Regions from separate parts of the Homo sapiens genome. Here regions 1, 2 and 3 are each linked to region 4. Evidence: chromatin contacts called from ENCODE Hi-C or POLR2A ChIA-PET data. All regions are on one chromosome and are shown on one strand. Each heading gives the region's core, a stretch centred on a gene start or an enhancer-like site at or near the end of the contact. The rest is flanking DNA. Distances are from core to core; before and after follow the strand shown.

Region 1 (2,713 bases), core at 20-2,519, 2.0 Mb after region 4:
GGCGGGGCGAAAGCGACTTGCCCTCAAAGGGGCGGAACCCCGAGGGCCGGCGTGCGCCTACGGGACCGGGCCAGGATGACGATCCTCAAGTTCCCAAGTAGAGGAGAGGAAGCGGCAGAGGGAGGTGCGCTCAGTGGGGCGGAGCCAAGGTGGCCCCCGCGGGAGGAGGGCGGGGCTTCGGTCCTGCGAGGGGCGGGACCTGACTTCCCGCGGCGCTGATGGGGCGGGATGACGAAGTTGACGAGGGTGTCGGCATGAGGGGGTGGAGCAAGGAGCGCGTGGCGCGGTGCGCAGTGGGTGGCTCCACCTCGACTGCGAATTACTGTTTATGAGGTGACTCGCTGGTTCTATCGGTGGACAGTGGGACATTCTGAAGGGAGGCAAGGAGGCGGACTGAGCGCTCCCAATTGGGGTGAGCCCGCCCGAGCGGAGAGTGGACGGCGGGTGTCCAGGGGGCGGGGCTTTCGGCTGTGGGGTTCGGTCGTAGGGCGGGAACTCCCCAACTGGGGTGCGCTGGCGCTCGGAGGGGGCGGGGCCACAGGCCGCGAGGCTGCCGGGAGCCGATGACGCCCGAACGCCGAACCTATTGCGTCCGGGAGGAGGCGGGGCTACGGATTCGGCCGAGCCGAGAACACCCGAACGTCAAATTGCTGGCGTTCGAGAAGGGGGCGGGGCTGCGGATTCGGTGGAGCCGAGGACGCCCGAACGCCGAACTTCCTGTGCTCGGGAGGGGGCAGGGTTTTGTACTGTGGGAGTCTGAGAGCGAGGAGGTCCGAAAGCCGAATCACAGTCGTTCGGAAAGAGGAGGAGCGAAGGCTCGAGCGTCCGGAAGAGGGTGTGGCCTCGGCGGTGCCTTAGCCTCCAGAGCTTCTGACCGCTGACGGGAACACCCGAAGGGGGACGCCCACTTTGCAAGAGGGTGGTGCCAAAATGGACCTTTGTAAGGGGGCGTGTCGCCGCGCTTGCGGAGGTTTGTTTTTCACGCTCCAAGGCGCAATGGTAGGTACGGCAGTGCGGGCACAGAGCGGGTGCCGACCGCAGGGTCACAAGGGTAGAGCGGGACCCTGGGGGCTTGGCGAGGGGAGAGGGTCGGGGGCTTGTCTCCGGCGTCTCGTCTCCGGCGGCCGCGAGGCCTGGTGGGATCGCCCGGGGGCGGGGCCTGGCGCTCGGGCCCAGCAGGTGGTGAACGGCGGCTGAGCGAGGCCCCGCCCCCTGAGGCCTAGGGGCGGGGCTTCGCCGAGACCCCGGAGGCTTTGGGTGCGCTGCAGCGGTCCGCGGCGCGCAGCTGTTTCGGTAACTGCTTTGCCTCCCGGCTCCCGCAGGAGGATGCTGGTGGTGGAGGTGGCGAACGGCCGCTCCCTGGTGTGGGGAGCCGAGGCGGTGCAGGCCCTCCGGGAGCGCCTGGGTGTGGGGGGCCGCACGGTAGGCGCCCTGCCCCGCGGGCCCCGCCAGAACTCGCGCCTGGGCCTCCCGCTGCTGCTGATGCCCGAAGAGGCGCGGCTCTTGGCCGAGATCGGCGCCGTGACTCTGGTCAGCGCCCCGCGTCCAGACTCTCGGCACCACAGCCTGGTAAGGGGGCGGGGCTCGAACTCGGGTTCGGTGGGAGCGGGACCTGGGAGTCAAGTTTCCTGGCTTCTGAAGGGACCATAAGCTTGGAGGTTCCAGCGAAGTGTGCTTCTCAGGCCCTGACATCCTTCAAGCGCCAGCAAGAGGAGAGCTTCCAGGAGCAGAGCGCCTTGGCAGCTGAGGCCCGGGAGACCCGTCGTCAGGAGCTCCTGGAGAAGATTACGGAGGGCCAGGCTGCTAAGAAGCAGAAACTAGAACAGGCTTCAGGGGCCAGCTCAAGCCAGGAGGCCGGCTCGAGCCAGGCTGCCAAAGAGGATGAGACCAGTGATGGCCAGGCTTCGGGAGAGCAGGAGGAAGCTGGTGAGCATGGGAGGTGGAGTCCAGGGACCACGGGAAGGAGAGGAGAGATCTTTTAGGAATTTTAGCTGGGAATCCAGTGCCTGGGTCTCCCTGAGGGTGAGAAGACTTTACCCCTTGAATTTACCAAACTCTTCTCTGTACTCCCCACCAGGCCCCTCGTCTTCCCAAGCAGGACCCTCAAATGGGGTAGCCCCCTTGCCCAGATCTGCTCTCCTTGTCCAGCTGGCCACTGCCAGGCCTCGACCGGTCAAGGCCAGGCCCCTGGACTGGCGTGTCCAGTCTAAAGACTGGCCCCACGCCGGCCGCCCTGCCCACGAGCTGCGCTACAGTATCTACAGAGACCTGTGGGAGCGAGGCTTCTTCCTCAGTGCGGCTGGCAAGTTCGGAGGTGACTTCCTGGTCTATCCTGGTGAGTATGGGTTGGGGCCTCTGGTTGCTGTGCCTTTCCATACGATCCCAATGTATTCTGCGTTTTTCTTTTTTTTTTTTTTTGTCTTAATAGAGGTGGGGTCTCTTGTTGCTTAGGCTGGTCCCTATTCCTGGGCTCAAGCAATCCTTCCACCTCGGCCCCCCAAAGTGCTGGAATTATAGGCCCAGCTGCATTTTTCTTTTTTGTCTCACTTTCTCTTAGCCTCTGAAATTCATAGACAGACAGGAAACATTTGGGAGCTCCCGAACTCATTGGGCAAGCAGTTTAACGACTTTTATTAAATGATTACTGTGATCCAGAAGATTCACTTAGAAGTAGTTAGACATCAGGCTGGGCGCAATGGCTCACGCCTGTAAT
Region 2 (2,754 bases), core at 127-2,626, 2.8 Mb after region 4:
CCACATCCTTCAGGAAGTGAAGTCAGGCAGGAAGTCAAGTCAGAAGACGGAATGGGCTGGGCATGGTGGATCGCACCTGTAATCCCAGCACTTTGGGAGGCAGAGGCAGGTGGATCACATGAGGTCAGGAGTTTGAGACCAGCCTGGCCAACATGGTGAAACCCTGTCTCTACTAAAAATACCAAAAGTAGCCAGGCTTGGTGGTGCATGCCTGTAATCCCAGCTACTCTGGAGGCTGAGGCAGGAGAATCGCTTAAACCCGGAAGGCGGAGGTTGCAATGAGCCGAGATCGCACCATTGCACTCCAGCCCGGGGGACAGAAAAAAAAATGTAGCTGAGCATGGTAGTGCACGTCTGTGATCTCAGCTACTTGGGAGTCTGAGGCAGGAGAATCACTTGAACCCAGGCGGTGGAGGTTGCAGTGAGCCAAGATTGTAATAGTCCAATGTGTTCACCTTGCCCACTGCCTAGACAGAGCTGATTCGTCAAGACAGGGAATCGCAATAGAGAATAATTCATGCAGAGCTGGCTCTACGAGAGACCAGAGTTTTATTATTATTCAAATCAGTGTCTCCCAGCATTCAGGAAGCGTTTTTAAGGATAACTTGGTGGGTGGGTGGGAAGCCAGTGAGCCAGGAGTGCTGTTTGGTCAGGGATGAAATCGTGGGAGCCAAAGCTATCTTCTTGCACTCAGTTCCTGAGTGGAGGCCAAAAGATAAGATGGGCCAGTTTATTGATATGGGTGGTGCCAGCTGATCCATCAAGTACAGGGTCTGCAAGTTAAACGCTGATCTTAGAAGCAGTTTAGGGAGGGTCACAATCTTGTAGCCTCCAGCTGCATGACTCCTAAGTCATAATTTCTAATCTCGTGGCTAATGTTCGTCCTACAGGGCCAATCTAGTCCCCAGGCAACAAAGAGGTGTGCTTTGGAAAAGGGCTATCATCTTTGTTTAAACTATAAGTTTCTCCCAAAGTTCAGCCTATGCCCAGGAATGAAAAAGGACAGCTTGGAGGTTAGAAGCAAAATGGAGTCAGTTAAATCTCTTTCACTGTCTCAGTCATAATTTTGGAAAGGTGGTTTCAAGCTGGCACAACTGCACTCCACCCTAGGAGACAGAGCGAGACCCTGTCAAAAAAAAAAAAAAAAAACAAGAAGTGAAGTCAAGATAGGAGGTAAATTCGGAAGACAGGAAGTGGTGGTAGAAGACAAGAAGTGAAGTCATACAGGAAGTAAAGTCAGAAGACAGGAAGTGAAGTAAGAAGACAGGAAGTGGTTGTAGAAGACAGGAAGTGAGGTCATACAGGAAGTAAAATCAGAAGACAGGAAGTGACGTCAAACCAGGATTTGCAGTCGGAGGCAGGCAAGAAGTGAAATCAGAAGACGGGAAGTGGCTGAGGGGAACGTCTTTTCTCTCTCCTGCTCAGCCCGAAGTGAACAGGTAGCATCAGGTGTGCCATTTCAGTGACTGGGCACAGCCCAGGCACCCACATCTCTCTGCAGCGCCTATTCTTGGAACACCAGAGACCTCTACACTATTTTCTGTTGCTTTTTTCCTTCATTTTCAGAGATGAGATCCTGGATTGAATGACTACTATGGAAAGTGATTGACCAAGGTAAGTCACAACTATCTTGTTCTTTAATTTTGGTGTTGTTTGTTATGACTTGTTAGCCGTCTAGCACTCATAGCTTTGCATTTCCACTCTGCATTACTTGTATTTTTATTATTTTGTGATATTCGTAATAATTTATTATAAAACTGTGTTATTTTTGGATATTTTTAAGTTAAAATGCGATTTTTTAACTAAGTGGCAGTATGCAAAGCAAGTGGTTCAGAACTCTCCCCCATTAATAAGTCTTCTCTCCTGAAAGAAACAATTTTGAGACTTCCTGTTCTTAATTCTGTTTAACAGCATACTTCTAAAAGAAAAAGTGTATACTGTTATTATTTATTGTGTTACAAAAATATACACGCACCTTTCATGCACGTCCGTGTGAAGAGACCACCAAACAGGCTTTGTGTGAGCAATAAAGCTTTTAATCACCTGGGTGCAGGTGGGCTGAGTCTGACAAGAGAGTCAGCGAAGGGGGATAGGGGTGGGGCCGTTTTATAGGATGTGGGTAGGTAAAGGAAAATTACAGTCAAAGGGGGGTTGTTCTCTGGCGGGCAGAGTCGGGGTCATAAGGTGCTCAGTAGGGGAGCTTTTGAGCCAGGATGAGCCAGGAGAAGGAATTTCACAAGACAATGTCATCAGTTAAGGCAGGAACAGGCCATTTTCGCTTCTTTTGTGGTGGAATGTCATCAGTTAAGGCACGAACCGGCCATCTGGATGTGTACGTGCAGGTCACAGGGGATATGATGGCTTAGCTTGGGCTCAGAGGCCTGACATTCCTGTCTTCTTATATTAATAAGAAAAATAAAATGAAATAGGGGTAAAGTGTTGGGACAGCAAAAATTTTTGGGGGTGGTATGGAGAGATAATGGGTGATGTTTCTCAAGGCTGCTTTGAGCAGGATTAGGGGCGGCGTGGGAACCTAAAGTGGGAGCGATTAAGCTGAAGGAAGATTTTGTGGTAAGGGGTGACATTGTGGGATTGTTAAAAGAAACATTTGTCATTTAGAATTATTGGTGATGGCCTGGATACAGTTTTGTATGAATTGAAAAACTAAAGGGAATAAGGAAAGGAGAAAAACAGGTATTAAAGGTCTAAGAATTGGGACGACTCAGGACATCTAATTAGAAAGTGCCTAAGGAG
Region 3 (2,814 bases), core at 148-2,647, 2.3 Mb after region 4:
GAGGACCAGCTTTCTAAAGCTCAGCCGAGGGGGTGCATTTAGCCCCGGGGCCAAGAGGGCCCGTCTCAGAGCTCCAATGGCAGCGGCCTCCTCCCCAGCGCCTGCCAGTCGCAGCAGGGCCAGGGTCAGGTGTAGGTTCTGAGAGGGCACTAGGAAGTTGGCGCAGTGTGGGGCCACGTGGACCAGGTATTCCTGGGCCTTGGTCACTTCTGCTTGTAGCCCAGGCTCGGTCACCATGAGGGCCACAAAATGTGTGGGGCGCGGTTGGCAAGGGGCTGCAACACTAAGGCGGGCCCTTTTGTCCTCGGGCCAGGCCGCAGGACCCCACTCGGCTTCTGTCGTCTCAGCGGAGCCCCCCGGGACTCCCAGGGCCTGTGCTTCCTTGCCCCCCAGCAATGTGGTCCTGGTGGCTGCTGTTGGCTTCAGTGCCTCAGTCACTCCGGCGAGGCGTCCTCTTGGGGCCAGTGTTCCCAAATCAGCAGCTGTGCCCAGCGCCCTCTCCTGGGCCGCCTCCAGCTCTCCGGGTTCCTCCACGCCTGGTTCCTGGTGCCCTGTGCAGAGCGGCCTTGTGCTCCCTCGCTTGGGGGCAGCCTGGGCCTCCTGACCTGTCCCCGCCAGTGTCCACTCGGCACCCTCTGCCCCGTGGGCGCCCTCGGTGTTCGGTGCGTCCAGGATGGTGGGCCCGCGTCCCGCCGCCGAGCCAGAGCCAAAGACGAGGTCGGTGCGCGAGGCGCGGTCCCACACAAGGCGGCCACGGAAGCGGAAGAAGCGCACGCGGTGCTGGGGCACTGCCAGCACGCCCGGCCCGAGCGCCGCCAGCGGCTGGTCCCAGCAAAAGGCGCTGAAGGGCTCCTCGCGCACACCCAGAAAGCGGTCGACGTAGCCCACCGAGAAGTCGGCGGGGTCGAGGCGCGGGTCCCAGCGGATGCGCTGGATGACGTCCGCGGCTGTGCGCAGCGGCGGCTTCTTGGCCCCGGCCTCCGGCTGCGCCTCGCGGCCAGGCGGCGCCGGCGCCCCAGGGTGGGGCTGGCGGCAGCGGGCGCCGAAGCGGCAGCGGCCTTCCAGGAAGAAGCGGCAGGCCGGCGGGGGCGCGGGTTCCGTGGCGGGGGCTTCCTGCGGCAACTCCGGCTCTCTGGCCGCTGCCATGGGTGCGGGGAACTGGCACGCCCGCCGCGCAGACGAGGTCGCCCCGCACGGAGGGCGGCTCCCCTTGGATGCACCGAGCCTCACCCGACAGTGGCGTCAGCGGCCCGCGCTCCGGCCTAGCTCTGGGGACCACGCCGCGTGCCCTCGCGAGGACTCTGGCCCAGTCCCTCCTTGGTGGAGAGCCTGACACCGCTGCTCTGGGACTTCCCGGCTGCGCCCTCCCCCAGCGCCAGGAAAGCAAGCTGCGTAAAGGCTGCGGCAGTCTCGGTCTCCCGGAGCTCTTGGGAGCCTGGCCCCGCCCCTTTCCCGGTGATTGATGTGTGCTGCCTCTTTCTGGGTGATTTACATGTAATGCCCCGCCCCTTTCGGGATGATTACGTGTGCCTCGACCTTTAGGTGATTTACATGTAGTGCCCCGCCCCGTTCCCGGTGATTTACATGTGGTGCCCCGCCCCTTTCCTGGTGATTTACGAGTGCCCCACCCCTTTTAGGTGATTTTTTTTTTTTTTTATGTGTGCCTCTCCCCTTCCCAAGTGATTTACATATGTTCCCCGCTCCTTTCAGGGTAATTTACATGTAATGCCCCGCCCCTTTCCGGGTGATTTACGAGTGCCTCTCCCCTTCTCAAGTGATTTACATGTGTCCCGCCCCGTTCCGGGTGATTTACATGCGTGCCCTGGCCCTTTCCCAGTGATACTTTTGTGCTGCCTCTTTCCGGGTGATTTACGTGTGTGCCTCTCCCCAAGTGATTTACATGTGTGCCCTGTCCGTTTTAAGGTGATTTACATGTGGTGCCCCGCCCCTTTCCGGGTGATTTACCTGTGTCCCATCCCTTTCCCGGTGATTTACATGTGGTGCCCCGCCCCTTTCCCGGTGATACCTGTGTGCCCCGCCCATGAGGGGACGTCTTTAAAGAACCTGGACCCGCCCTCAGTCCAAGTGATTTACATTTGCGGCCCCGCCCCTCTGGGAAACTTACGAGAACCTGGCCCCTCAGTCCAAATCATTTGCATGTTCGGCCCCATCCCTCGGGGGCCTTAAAGAACCAAGATGCCTGCGGACCCTTCCCCCACGGAGACCAGGCCCCTACTGCTCTAAAAGTGTTCTCAGACACTTCCCTCTGCAGCCGCTCCCAGAGTAAACGGCGGCTCCGCCGGGTCGGAGTCCACCTGAGGCGTTCAGGGCCAGAAAGACTCCTGGGGCTGCAGCACTCTGCAGCCCCGCCTCGGCTGGCCCCGCGGTGGCTGAGTCTGGCCCGGCCCCAGGACCACGTCCGGCCGGCGGTGGCGCACAGTATTTGACGAATGGGACTGCGGGAGCCGCCGCCTCTGCAAGGGGCACCGCCTGGCCACGCCCTCGGGCTCTCTTAAAGGAGCCGCACCCCCACCCCAGGGCAATCATCGGACCCGGACCAGGCCTCCGGGTGACACATCCGGCTCTCAGAGGCGCCAGGACCCTATCATTCATCCCTTTCCACGTGCAAAGTGAAAAGTCAGAGCCCGGGCACACACCTTGGCCGTTTATGTATACAGAAGTGGGGTGCCGGGCGGGAAGGGCGCGGGGAATGAGGGAACCTAGAGGCCGATGACGTCGTTCAGCTCGAGGTCCGCGTTGGGGCGGCAGCGGGCCTGGGGGGGCTGCGTCCCGGGGCGGGGTTCCGCGTCGGGC
Region 4 (3,132 bases), core at 483-2,982:
AAGCCAAGGCAGGCAGATCACCCTGAGGTCAGGAGTTTGAGACCAGCCTGGCCCAAAGTGGTGAAACCCCGTCTCTACTAAAAATACAAAAATTAACCGGGCGTTGTGGTAGGCGCCTGTAATCCCAGGTACTCTGGAGGCTGAGACAGGATAATTGTTTGAACCCAGGAGACAGAGGCTGTAGTATGCCGAGATCGGGCCCCTGCATTCTAGCCTGGGCAACAGAGCGAGACTCCGTCTCAAAAAAAAAAAAAGAAAAAGAAAAAGAAGAAAAAAGAAATAGATGCTGTGGGTATTCAGATCTGTCAGAGTGCTAGCTCAGCCTAGCCCTTCAAGTAGCAGAATAAAGGAGGAAAGAGCATCCCAGGCCTTCCCATCCCCATTCAACTCCCTCAGTTAGAGTGGTCCTAAGATTGCGGTGGGGGGGTAGGGCTGTGTTGAAGAGGTTAAAAACAGAGATTAGTCAGATCCAATCCTGCTCCCACTCTATGGAGGAAACAAATTCGAATACATAGTCACAGCCCAGGCTCTGGGATTGAGAGACAGAGAGAGAGATTGGATTGGAGAGAGAGAGAGAGAGAGATGGGATTGGAGAGACAGAGAGATAGATGGGACTGGAGAGACAGAGAGAGGGGTTCTGTGGCTCTGGAAGCCTAGAGAACAGAGCCTGAAGACAGAGAGGAAAGGGAGTAAAGGGGAGGCATTTATGCAGAGATCTCAGAAGTGAATATGAAAGGCACCCCTAGCAGAACGCACAGCTTGGGCAAGGAGGCTTGCTGGCATGAAAACGCAAGAAGTGCTCAGGCAGCTGTAATTCTCCAGGACATCAGATAAAAGGTAAAAAACAGATGGGAGACGCGCCTAGACAGGGTATTGAATACCAGCCCGAGGGGCTTGGGTTTCATCCAAACAGCAAGGCAACTGAGCTCAACACAGTGAGACTCGGTCTCCACAAACATTTTTTTAAAAATTGGCCGGGCCTAGCGGCGCGCGCCGATAGTCCCAGCTATTTCTGCAGGCTGAGGCGAGAGGATCATTTGAGCTCGGGGAGGTCCAGGCGGCAGTGAGCCAAGATCCTGCCACTGCACTACAGTCTGGGCAACAGAGCGAGACCCTGTCTTTAAAAAAGTAAAAAAAAAAAAAAAAAAAAAAGAAAGAAAAAGAAAAAAGAGAGAAGGGCAAGTCGCTCCCTTCTCTGGGCCTTGGCATAAATCAAGCACAAATCAAAGTCTCACTCCCTCCTCCTGCCGCGCAACGGCGCGGAGAGCCAGCCAGCCAGCCAGCGGAACCACGGCCTGGTAACCCAAAACCTGCACACCCTCCAGCTCCCCACAGGACGTCACGTATTACCACCGACGCACGCGCAGAAGCCTTCCCGGGGACTCAAGAAAGGGCAGGCTTAGCCTCCTCCCCATGTCGCCCCTCATTGGCTAGAAACTACTGCTCGTCTCGGTCGTTGTTAGCAGCGACCAGGGCGGGTACAATCTTGGTCGCTAGGACACGGCTAACTTCCGCTTTCTTCCCCCTCTCCTAGGCTCAAACTAGTCAAATCTTGTTCACTCGACCAATGGCAAATCGGAAGTGGGCGGGACTTCACAAGTCCGGACCAAAGAAACGCGAGCTTAGCCCTGGGTAGCGCGGCCAATGGCCGTGGAGCAGCCCCTGTAAACTGGCTCGGGCGCCCCCACGCCCGCCCTTCCTTCTTCTCCCAGCATTGCCCCCCCCACGTTTCAGCACAGCGCTGGCCGCAGTCTGACAGGAAAGGGACGGAGCCAAGATGGCGGCGGCCGACGGCGACGACTCGCTGTACCCCATCGCGGTGCTCATAGACGAACTCCGCAATGAGGACGTTCAGGTCCGGAGGCTACGGGGGACTTGGGGAAGACGCGGAGGGGTACCTGGGGGCACGGGCGGCCCTCGCGGAGAAGACTCAGCGTTCGCTGGGAGTGGCGGAAGGGGGCGACGGCCAATCAGCGTGCGTCTCTTATCTCCCCGGTTGCCCGGACTCCTTGAGACGGCGCTCCCGATTGGGTGTCGGCCCAGTGGAGGGCGGGGGCCAGCGCTAGCCTCGAGGGTCCCGGGCCTGCCCTGTGCGCGCGGCGGTCCGCGGTCCTGGGAGGTTGTGGCCAGGGCTGGGGTCTGCGGACTGGGTCTGGGAGAGAGGAGGACTCCGTGATTGGCGGCGGCCTCTGAATGGCCTCTTGGGGATGTGGGGCGCGCATGACTTGCTCCAAGTAGGGGAGGGCCGCCGGGTGGGTCGGGACCTGGGAAGGTTTTTTTGTTTTCTGGGTTTCGACTGCTGGGCCAAGTGGGGACCGAGAGGCGAAGGCCTGCCATCCTAATTCCTGCTCTTCCTCCGCCTCTCATTTTGGTTTAGGTGTCCTAAGAGGACGGGGACGCAAAAACACCCCCCCACCAAAGGTGGGGACTAGCCAAGTTTAGGAGCGAATTAGGTTGTAGAAACCCGCCTCCCCATCTCCCCGGATCCTCCCATTGACCAGGATAGGGGTTGAGGGATTTGCTAAGCAGATGAACATTTATTTATTTCTTTTTTTTGAGACAGTCTCTGTGTCGCCCAGGCTGGGGCTGGGGAGCAGTGGCGCGATCTCGGCTCAGTGCAACCTCTGCATACCGGGTTCAAACCATCCTCGCCCCTCAGCTCCCTAATTAGCTGCGATTACCGGCGCGAGCCACCACGCCCGACTAATTTTTGTATTTTTAGCAGAGACGGGGTTTCACCATGTTGGCCAGGCTTGGTCGGGAACTCTTGACCTCAAGCGATCCACCCGCCTCGGCCTCCCAAAGTGTTGGAATTACAGGCGTGAGCCACCGCGCCCAGCCCGGATGAACATTCCTGGTTATGGGATGAGGTGACCCAAGGCTCTGAGCCGGGCTGGTGTGGGATTGAGAACAGTTAGAACTGCAAGTCCACCTCCCACCTGCTGTGTGACCTTGTGCAAATTACTTCACCGCTTTGGGTCTCTGTGTTCCATAAAATATGGGCTAATTGTAGTCCTGGTCTTGCTGGAGGGACTTGTGAGGGACTGAACGAATTATGACACAAATAAAAAGTAGAATGGTGTCAGGCCTGTTGTAAGGGCTCGATAAATATTAGCTGTAATTATTGGGAGT

Evidence for each region. Hi-C counts contacts between places; a loop is a spot of excess contacts on that map. ChIA-PET counts read pairs that join two places held with the same protein, here RNA polymerase II (POLR2A). Pooled maps may share reads with other maps.
Region 1: a loop to region 4 is called in a map with no recorded cell type, with 19 times the contacts of the local background. The contact joins the promoter of TSEN34 here to the promoter of PPP2R1A in region 4. A Hi-C loop is called at or near these places in 1 of 37 single-sample maps with no recorded cell type and 9 of 50 pooled maps. POLR2A ChIA-PET finds 5 or more read pairs at or near these places in 1 of 52 experiments (activated B cell).
Region 2: POLR2A ChIA-PET joins it to region 4 with 10 read pairs in WTC11. The contact joins the promoter of GP6-AS1 here to the promoter of PPP2R1A in region 4. POLR2A ChIA-PET finds 5 or more read pairs at or near these places in 3 of 52 experiments (B cell, HEK293T and WTC11).
Region 3: a loop to region 4 is called in a map of naive thymus-derived CD4-positive, alpha-beta T cell, with 29 times the contacts of the local background. The contact joins the promoter of LENG9 here to the promoter of PPP2R1A in region 4. A Hi-C loop is called at or near these places in 1 of 168 maps with a recorded cell type or tissue (naive thymus-derived CD4-positive, alpha-beta T cell) and 6 of 50 pooled maps. POLR2A ChIA-PET finds 5 or more read pairs at or near these places in 2 of 52 experiments (PC-9 and endothelial cell of umbilical vein).

The regions. Positions count from the first base shown.
Region 1 is chr19:54,190,039-54,192,751 of GRCh38, forward strand. TSEN34 (tRNA splicing endonuclease subunit 34) reads left to right here and starts at 1,270. Exons shown (of 4, transcript NM_001077446.4): 1 at 1,270-1,569; 2 at 1,683-1,926; 3 at 2,078-2,335. The coding sequence starts at 1,327. RefSeq lists enhancers at 1-237, 2,206-2,713 and a silencer at 1,160-1,361.
Region 2 is chr19:55,004,851-55,007,604 of GRCh38, forward strand. It overlaps GP6-AS1 (GP6 antisense RNA 1), which reads left to right and starts at 1,377. Exons shown (of 3, transcript XR_001754013.3): 1 at 1,377-1,439; 2 at 1,567-1,614.
Region 3 is chr19:54,462,381-54,465,194 of GRCh38, forward strand. LENG9 (leukocyte receptor cluster member 9) reads right to left here and starts at 1,398. Exons shown (of 1, transcript NM_001301782.2): 1 at 1-1,398. The coding sequence starts at 1,146. It overlaps CDC42EP5 (CDC42 effector protein 5), which reads right to left. Exons shown (of 3, transcript NM_145057.4): 3 at 2,646-2,814. The coding sequence ends at 2,721.
Region 4 is chr19:52,188,320-52,191,451 of GRCh38, forward strand. PPP2R1A (protein phosphatase 2 scaffold subunit Aalpha) reads left to right here and starts at 1,733. Exons shown (of 15, transcript NM_014225.6): 1 at 1,733-1,855. The coding sequence starts at 1,778. RefSeq lists enhancers at 323-1,290, 939-1,068, 1,099-1,148, 1,159-1,378, 1,291-2,258 and 1 more.